2 separate regions of the Homo sapiens genome follow, and region 1 is linked to region 2. A link is an interaction called in ENCODE POLR2A ChIA-PET data of the cell type or tissue named here. Cell type or tissue: OCI-LY7. All regions are shown on one strand.

What was found. ChIA-PET counts read pairs that join two places held together with the same protein. Peaks named below come from ENCODE experiments on the same cell type or tissue, not always from the same donor. Only the 100,000 strongest peaks of a DNase experiment are listed, where the experiment ranks them.
Region 1: POLR2A ChIA-PET joins it to region 2 with 7 read pairs; 2 of 35 experiments call an interaction of 5 or more read pairs at or near these places.

The regions. Positions count from the first base shown.
Region 1 is chr12:49,400,863-49,405,862 of GRCh38, reverse strand. All of the region lies in intron 2 of SPATS2 (spermatogenesis associated serine rich 2), which reads right to left. Among named protein-coding and RNA genes, the nearest start is that of SPATS2, 36 kb to the right of the region's middle. In OCI-LY7, no CTCF peak of the experiment used is centred here; no DNase peak of the experiment used is centred here.
Region 2 is chr12:49,748,268-49,753,267 of GRCh38, reverse strand. TMBIM6 (transmembrane BAX inhibitor motif containing 6) reads right to left here. Exons shown (of 10, transcript NM_003217.3): 2 at 719-804; 3 at 187-295. The coding sequence starts at 774. Among named protein-coding and RNA genes, the nearest start is that of TMBIM6, 9.2 kb to the right of the region's middle. In OCI-LY7, a CTCF peak has its summit at 2,349; a DNase peak (open chromatin) is centred at 2,717; H3K27ac peaks cover 1,322 bases.

The sequences.
Region 1 (5,000 bases), 350 kb after region 2:
TGTTATCCTCACAGGTTTGTTAGAAGGCAGATGAAATTATATACACGAAAGTCGTCTAATAAACATTTATTTGGACTCGCCCTGTACTAAAAATGGTAGACATTTACGAAAAAGTAAGTTATCATTCAAGCTCAAGTCCCTCCTTTTTTTGAGACAGTCTCGCTCTGTCGCCCAGGCTGGAGTTAAGTGGTGTGATCTCGGCTCACTGCAACCTCGGCTAACTGCAACCTCTACCTCCCGGGTTCAAGTGATTCTCCTGCCTCAGCCTCCCAAGTAGCTGGGATTACAGGCATGGGTCACCACGCCCAGCTAATTTTTGTATTTTTAGTAAAGACGGGGTTTTGCCACATTGGCCAGGCTGTGTTTTAAACTCCTGACCTCAGGTGATCCACCCAACTGAGCCTCCCAAAGTGCTGCAAATTCAGGCGTGAGCCACGGTGCCCAGCCCAAGCTCAAGTCTCTTTTTGAGAGATGGACATATGAACAATTAATTATAACACAATGTGATCAGTAAAATGAATACAGATGTTGAATTCAGACATCTGGGTTTAAATTTTGACACTGTGTCAAAATTTAAGTGTGTAATTTTAGGCATGTTACCAACATCTCTGGAAATTATTAAAAAGATTATATATAAATATGTAAAGCATCTAGCAGGGTAGACTGCACATAGAAAATGAATGGTAGCTAATTATAATCCTCATACACACATGGTACAATGAAATAATAATAATGGGTTAAACCAGGTGCCACACTTTTTCTGTAAAGAGCAAGATACCAAATATTTTAGGCTTTGCAAGCCATACAGTCTGTATTGCAACCACTCAAATCTGCTGCTGCAGTGTGAAAGCAGCCATAGACAATACAAAAAAAAAAAAATGAGCATGGTTGTGTTCCAACACAAGTTTTTTTCAGGGACACTGATATTTGAATTTAATATAATTTTCATGTGTCACAAAATATTCTCCTTTTTATTCTTTCAACCACTTAAAAGTATAAGAACCATTCTTAGCTTGCAGGCCATACAACAGCAGGCAGCAGGCCAGATCTGACCTGTCCGTGAACAGTAGTTTACCAACCCCTGGTACATAGGAATGTTGGGGATGAAGACAGTGATCAGAACAGATGACTCTGTTCTCTGTTCCCCTGGGTAAAACAAGGTTTGGCAGTTGGAGGGGCAAAGACAGCATACCTGTGGCTGCTCGACACATAACTATTCTCCCCTATTCTCTTTGGCTAATTTCTGCTCATCTTTCAAGTCTCTATTTAAATATGACTACTCTAAGCAGGGCACAGTGGCTCACGCCTATAATCCCAGCACTTTGGGAGGCCAAGGAAGGAGGATCACCTGAGGCCAGGAGCTGGAGATCAGCTTTGGCAACATAGCAAGACCCAGTCTTTACAAAAAATTAGCTGGGCATAGTGGCATGCACCTGTGGTCCCAGCTACTTGGGAGACTGAGGCGGAAGGATCGCTTCGGCCCAGGAGTTCAAGGCTGCAGTGAGCTAAGATCACACAACCACACCCCAGTCTAGGCAACAGAGCAAGATCTTATCTCTAAAAAAAAAAAAAATGAAAAAAAAAAAAAGTCTGTAACTCTAGAACCTGTACTCTTTCCCTCCCTACCCCACCTAAGACTAATCTGATCCTTTCACTAGAGGCTTCCAAAGGACCCTGACAATTTCTATCATAGCATTCACCACGTTAAATTGTAATTTCTGGTTTAATTGTCTTCCCTGCAAGATTGTAAATCCATGCAAGCAGGAACTTGTCTCTTGCTCAACATGATATCTCTAGCATCTAGCCCAGTGCCTGGCACACAGCAGGTGCTAGTAAATATCCACTGGAACGAATGAATCTAGCAAAAGTCAAGTCTCACATCCAGCAACAGCTGTTTCTGGAACCTGTCAGGACACAAATCCTTAGGCAGGTTCCCTACTTCCAAATAGTACTTTACTCTCCCTTCCCAGAACACAGGTCAAACTTCCCTCTTCTACTCTTTTTCTTTGGCCAGATTTAAGGAATCTAAAGCTAATTCTCTTTGAAACTTCTTCTGTCCCTTCCCTTTCCAACCCTTGAGCTGAGGCCCCAAATTCCTTACTATAATCTTGCTGTCATTTCCCCAGCACCCAGTTTCCAGGATATTTAAGAATAGGGTACTAGGGGCAGGAAACAGGGAATAGAAAATCAATAAGCCATAACAGAGAATTCCAGTTTTGTTTGTGTGTGTGTGTGTGTGTGTGTGTGTGTGTGTGTGTGTGTGTGTGTAGACAGTGGCATGATCTCGGCTCACTGCAACCTCCACCTCCTGGATTCAAGCGATTCTCATGCCTCAGCCTCCCGAGTAGTTGAGTCTACAAGCACCCGCCACCACACCCAGCTAACTTTTGTATTTTTAGTAGAGACGGGATTTCACCATGTTGTCCAGGCTGGTCTCGAACTCCTGACCTCAGGTGATCCACCCACCTCGGCCTCCCAAAGTGCTGGGATTACAGGCATGAGCCACCACGCCCAGCAAGAATTCCAGTTTTTGAATCGCTGAAATAACAGCTTTTTACTTTTGACCACTTTGGCCCCAGGAGTAAATAAGAAGTAACAGAGCTCCAGCTCCTCCGCCTTTCCCTACACCTGCACTGCCAGAAGTAAAGGGAACGTCCACTCTGCAGCTTCTTCACTACCTCTGTCCTTCATGTGCTTACACTACAATTTGCCTTGAGACATCAGGACTAATGTCATCATGATGTGTCCCTCTTTACGTTACTCACCACGAAAATCCCAGGACTCTCAGGTCATTCTGAATCCTCAAACTCTCACCCCCTTTCTCCACTCCTCCTCAATTCCTGAAATCTTTGCATCATATCCCCTGGAACACATCAGCTAAATCCCCTATATCTTAAACCTCTTGTCTGAATGGTCCCTTCACTCTTTTGCTCCAAACGAAATCTAATTGCTCTGAAGCCACTGTTCTCTCTATAGTCCTATCCGTAGTGTTTTCTCTCTCACACTCTTATACCAGAGGGCCTAGAGGTTAGAAGAGGTAAAGTTATTTATCTTGTACCTAGTTTGTTTCCAGATAATTCCCCCTTCCTTCCTGAAAAAAGCCTCCTGTCAAACCATACCACCACTACCCCCTTCTTCTTTACATTCATCTGATATGCCTAGGTCACTTCTCAAGCCTTAAGCCTTGAAGACTTTAGTTCCTGGTTCACTGGGCTATCATTCCAGGCGATTTCAATGTTCATATAGATGACTGTTCTGATGCTCGCACCTCTCAGTTCCTTGACCACCTCTCATACGACAATCTCGTCCTTTACCCTACATTCCACTCACTCCCACAGTCAATACCCTAGACCTTGTCGTTACAATAATTATAGTCCCCCAACAATCTCAACTTCAGCTGCACTCTACTCTCCAATCACCATTCTGTATCTTTTCAGATTGCTCCATCTAGCACCCTAACTCTAAAAATCCTTTGACCCCACCAGGATTTATAAGCCATTGATCCCATTCCCCTCTTACATCCTCATTTTCCTCCTCAGCTTCAAGTTCAAGGTCCATCATTATAATCATTCCCTTGCATACACCTCAAGTCTCTTGACTTCCACTCTCATTTCATCATACCTGCCTGGCAAAACACCAACCCTGATTAAATACAACCCCTGTTAAGAAAAACAAAAACATTTAGGACATTCGGGAGGCAACTGGAAATTAGAAAACTAACAGCTGGGCATGGTGGTGCATGCCTATACTCCCAGCTACTTGGGAGGCTGAGGAAGAAGGATCAACTGAGCCCAAGAGGTCAAGGCTGCGATGAGCCGTGTTTGCACCACTGCACTCCAGCCTGGGCGACAGAGCGAGACCCTGTCAGACAATCAATCAACCAATCAATCAATCAATAAAACAAAAACTAGGCCAGGCAGGTGGATCATTTGAGGTCAGGAGTTCAAGACCAGCCTGGCCAACATGGCGAAACCCTGTCTCTACTAAAAATACAAAAATTAGTTGGGCAGTGTGCTACATGGCTGTAATCCCAGCTACTCAGGAGGCTGAGGCAGAAGAATCGCTTGAGTCTGGGAGGCGGAGGTTGCAGTGAGCTGAGATCGTGCCACTGCACTCCAGTCGGGGCGACAGAGTGAGACCCTGTCTCAAAAATAAATTAAATTTTAAAATAAAACAAAAACTAAAAAAGAAAAGAAAAAGAAACTGACAGGATATTTGATATCAAGGAATTGTTAAATCTTTTAGTATGGTAATGGTACTTTTTGGTAAGAGTTCATATCTTTTAGAGAAACATGAAATATTTAAGCACAAAATATGATGTTTGGGATTGCTTCAAAATAATATGGAAAAGTAGAAATGGTTGAGGGTACAAATAAAACAAGATTAGCAGTGAGTAAATATTTGTTGAAACTGGGTGATGAGTACATGAGGGCTCTATTTACTTTTGTATGTTTAAAATTTTCCTGAATAACATGTTTAAAAAAAATGCAGCTGTCCATCTACTCTATGCCTGCACCATGCAGCTAAATGTGGCTTTAAAAAGGAAAAAAAGAGCCAGATGCAGTGGCTCATGCCTGTAATCCCAGCACTTTGGGAGGCAGAGGCAGAAGGATCATATGAGCCCAGGAGTTTGAGACCAGCCTGGTCAACATAGGGAGACCTTGTCTCTACAAAAAATTTTAAAATTAGCCAGGCATGGTGGTACTTGGCTATAGTTCCAGCTACTTGGGAGGGTGAGACAGGAGGACAGCTTATCCCAGGAGGTTGAGACCAGCCTGGGCAACATAGTAAGACTTTGTCTCTACAAAAAAAAATCAAAAAAATTAGTCAGGCGTTGTGGCACATGCCTGTGGTCCCAGCTACTTGGGAGGCTGAGGTGGGAGAATCACTTGAGCCTGGGAGGTTGAAGGATGCAGTGAGCTATGCACCACGGCACTCAAGCCTGGCTGACGGAGTAAGATCCTGTCTCAAAATTAAAATGAAATAATAAAAATAAAACA
Region 2 (5,000 bases):
TAGAGGGGGCACAGTTGCCAGAAAATTAAAATGGCTTTACATGTCCTGATTTAATGTCTGAGTTTAAATCCTAAACTACTGATAAAGATTAAAGAGAGGAACAGGGTCCCTTGGACCACCTTGCTGAGCTGGTTTTTTCCTAATGTAATTTGTACCACAGCAACCAGGAGAGAAAATCGTTCTTACCTGAATGAAATGAGTGACCATATGGACATAGGCCCCTGCAGCCGCCACAAACATACAAAGGGCAAAACTTGCATAGACCTTCTTCAGGTGCTGCTGCGTTGACGGGGTTCTAAGAAAAGAATGTGAATAAGAGCAATCAGTCCCAGATCAATCTCATATTTAAGCTAAGAAGAATCATTTCTCTCTTTCCCTTCCTGGGAATATGTAAAAGTTCTGTTACAAATAGTTTGAAATACTTTTAGGAAAGCATATTACAATAAAAAATAATATTTTGAAAATAGGTTAACAGAACCTTAAATGCTGAGGAAGACCAAATGCCCAAAATTATGAATAATCAGTACCCAAACTAGAATAAATGCCTTTCCAATAACCACACAGCAACGTGTAGAATTTGGACATTTTCATCAGGTCCTCTGGATTCTGGCCAAGTTAATTTGTTAGCTTATACACACAAAAGTTATAAATGCAGAAAAGGGACAAAGAGATATGAAAAGAAATGCAGTACAAAACCAGTCAAGGTCAAAACACTTACATATGAGAAAATTTTAAAAGCGCATCAAAGTTGATCTTTCGATCAAATATGTTCATGGTTCCAGAGTCCGTGCAGCAGTCTCCACTCTGCAGAATAAAGAAAGGTTAGAGTCATTAAGTCATACAGAATCACACGAACAGCTTATAAAAAAAAAAAAAAGCAACATGTAAGTTCAGAAAGATGAAAACTTGCCTAAAATTCTACAGCCCTAACACAACCATTTTTATTTTTATGTGTCCTACAATATATTTGCAATCATAGTCAACCATCTTAAAGACGACAGAGGAATTGAATGCATCTTCTTCTCCCTCAAACTATTTTGTTACTATCATCTGATTTCTATTCTTTCAGGTGATTTGCCACTTTAAAAGGCAGTAAGTTTATAAAAGAAATTCTCAATTAACAATCTAGTTAAAGGAACCTAGACATTGGCACATAAAGCAATTTTATGTCATTGTTTCAAGATGCTAAAGAATTCCCTTGGCTGGGCATAGTGGCTCACTGAGGCCTATAATCCCAGCACTTCTGAGAGGCTGAGGTGGGCGGATCACCTGAGGTCAGGAGTTCGAGACCAGCCTGGCCAACATGGTGAAACCCTGTCTCTACTAAAAATACAAAAATTAGCTGGGTGTGTTGGCACACACCTGTAATCCCAGCTACTCAGGAGCCTAAGACAGAAGAATTGCTTGAACCTGGGAGGCAGAGGCTGCAGTGAGCCAAGACACGCCACTGCACTCCAGCCTGGGCAACAGGGCAAGAGTCCATCTCAAAAAAAAAAAAAAAAAAAAAAATTATCTCACTAGCAGCACCTCAAAGATAAAAAACAAAACTTTGACTAGTCTTAACAAAACAAACAAAAACTATAAAGCTGGGTCTGGCATTAAGACTTGCATTTTAAATATATGCGTATCAAATTTTCTTAACCTAACACATTTAAGAACTGAACTGAAAAGGACTCACAATTTTAAAAAAAGAGAGGTTCCTACCTCCATAAAAAAGGAATTTATGCAGAAAGGAGGATTTTTTGGGGGGTATTTTTTTGACAGTTTCAGAACCTTTCCTACAGAAAGGTTAGAACAGTACAAAGAATTCCTGTACAACCTTCACCCAGATTTCCTAAATGCTAATATTTCACATTTGCTTCATCTTCTTTCTATATAGCAATATATAGACAGATGTAAAAATATTTTTTCCCTAACCATACAGACACAGTGCTCCTAAACACTTCAGTGTGTATATCCTGAAAGCAATGATCAAAATCAGGATATTAATACTAATGCAATACTATTTCTAATCTGCAGACCTTATTCAGATTTTTGCCAACTGTCCCAATGTCAAAAAGGGCATTTTTAAACTGAACTATATCCAGGTTAGATCATATCAACACCATAAAGTCAAGTTCTTAAGTTTTGCTCCCTCCCCTATTTCACATGCAATCCTAAGTAAACGTGTTCAATCTACAGTACTAAAGATCCAGTCAAGAACTTTCATCTCTTCTAAATATAAATCCTCCAAACTCCTATCAGGGCCATAATGCCCATCCATTTTAAATCTACCAGAAAAGGAGGGGCAGGGAGGAAGGGATTCAAACATAAAGTTGTGTGAAACGCCACCTACTGAATGAAGCACTCTAATCAGCACCCAGCCCAACACTCAGAACAATTCATCTAGGTAATAATAAAAGTTACAGTCCCCAAACAAATTTCCTAAGGAATCCTGGGCCAGTGGAAAGATATAAACATCATCTGCTTCCTGAGGCTCTCTCCCACAAATGAAACAATCACAATGGCTGGCTTGCTTTCTCTGGTTTCTTCTTTCCTTCTCTCATTAACATCACTACTCACCTCAGAACTTTTGTTAATTCTGTTCTTAAGGACAGATACAGTGAGAAGCTGCAGAACCTACTAAGGTTGTTGCTCTCTCCTCTGAGTCACACGGATCTGGGCCCTCTTGATCTAGATGGTGCAATTATTGCAGGTTGTTACAAGGCCAACCACAGCCTTCCATAACCAAGATGAATATGACTATGTCCTCTAGAGAGCACACTTACAGCATGGCAGAATTCAGCACCTGGAAAGTGTCTTTGTTTAAGGTTTCCCATTAACACCCCTAATGACATCCCTAGACAGCACTTACAATAATACTGAAGCAACTTTCAGAGCCAAGTTTCTCAGTATTCACAACAGCAATGCTAAAGAACCTCTTGCTTCCAATTACAAGAATTAAAGAAAGGTAAGGGATGGAGCGGGGTGGATCCTCAAACGCCCAGGGGATTCTAAGAAAGAGGCAATGCTCATGTAACCAGACCCTGCTTGGCGGAATCTGTTCGAGGGGAGAATGGCAGAAACTCCCCTTTCTCAGATACTTCTCTGACGTTTCCCAGGGGGTACTGACTGCCTCTTTCTGGTTCTCTCTTAACAACTGTTGATGGAAAAACCAAAACCATCAAAGGCTGTGTGGGTTGGGGCAGGGGGATGAGATGTCAAACGGCAATTTCACTTTGATTTAATAGAAGCTTGTGGTTTGAAATCATTAAAAAATAACTAAAACTTCTGTTTTTCAATATCAGTATTTCAAAATTTAAAACAAAACATGTAACTACCAAATATTATAGACGCAAAAGGGCACAGCAATTTTATTAGCTTTATGGAGAAAAAAAAGAAACCTGGTAAAGCAGATGGTCCCTGACTTACCAGGGTTGACCTATCACTGGGAGAAATTGATACTCATTCGGTACACTCCTTGATTTGCGATGGCTTACATCTGGATACACCCATTGTAAATTAAAAATATCGTTGACTCAAAAATGACTTACAGGTTGGGCACAGTGGCTCACGCCTGTAATCCCAGTACTTTGGGAGGCCGAGGCAGGTGGATCACTTTGACGTCAGGAGTTCGAGACCAGTCTGGCCAACACGGCGAAACCCTGTCTCTACAAAAAATACAAAAATTATCTGGGCATAGAGGCACGCCCCTGTAGTCCCAGCTACTTGGGAGGCTGAGGCAGGAGAATCACTTGAATCCAGGAGGTGGAGGTTGCAGTAAGCCGAGATCACACCACTGTACTCCAGCTTGGGCAACACAGCGAGACTCCGTTTCAAAAAAAAACAAAAATGACTTACAAAAAGAAAAGGACTTACATTTTCAACTTACGGTATTTTCAACTTATGATGGGGTTTTCCAGATGCAGCCCCGTCTTGAGGAGCATCTGTATACATTTAATGTATATGACACAATGTACAGATGACAATTTCAGAAATGTTAAAATGTGAGAGGGAATACATAGGTCTTAGAATCAAAGAAATATGATAGTTTGCTCTAGAGCTGTTCCAAATAGACAAGAATATACAGATAAGTAATGAGATCAAACTGTTCTGACAAGTTTTGCCAGATAAAATAAACTTACCAAGTTTCAATCTTAGCTTCAACTAGCGAAGCTCAGAAAAGATACCTACATTTCAATGGCCGATATGCAAACTCAGCCAAACAAGATTAAGTTGCACTTAACTCAAAAATAGCAGCTCTCATATCAAGTATTTTCCATTCTAGGAGCAATCAGCTCTTAAGAGCTTGAAGTATTATATTCAGTACCATTAACCAAGTAACTCGCTAACATTCCAGAGGAGCCCACAGTTAAATGAAAATCTTTGTTTTAAAAAAACACATTAAAATGTTATAGTTTACCACAATAAAGAAAAAAAGTACATTACAAGCTGCTAAAAAATTCAATACAGCAGTCCTTTCACACCTCTAAGCCTATTACTTACTAATTCAATTCTAAAATAAAGAGGAGGGGTTATTTACATAGAATACAATGTGGATAGTGCCTCCTGGAGTTGTGGAAAATCTGCCTATACTGCGTTTGTAACTGAAAAGTAAATGTTCAGGTGTTAATCATAACCAAATTCCTCTAATTTCATTCAGAGCCTCCTGTTATGCCTTCATCCCAGGAGAGGAAAACCTGTCAGAAGCTGTCAACATGTCATGCACATACTGCTAAAGTTTTGCTGAAGTGTCATCATTCTGTGGTATCCCTGACCAGCCTCCTCTGCCAGAGCCATGCAAAAACAAAAAGCTAAGAGCTTAATACATAGCTCTCCCAAGAAAAAACTCAAGTAAACACAATTGTTTGAGTTAGATATTCCTGTGGTCTGCTTTTGCTTGGGAAGACAGGGACAGCAGGGGCTGGTAGGAGGAGACAGGCATTCTTAGCAGTGGACATCTAGGTCATGTTAAATGCCTTGTTTTGTTCTAGGTATCTCCCTTACCCTTGTCCTAAAAT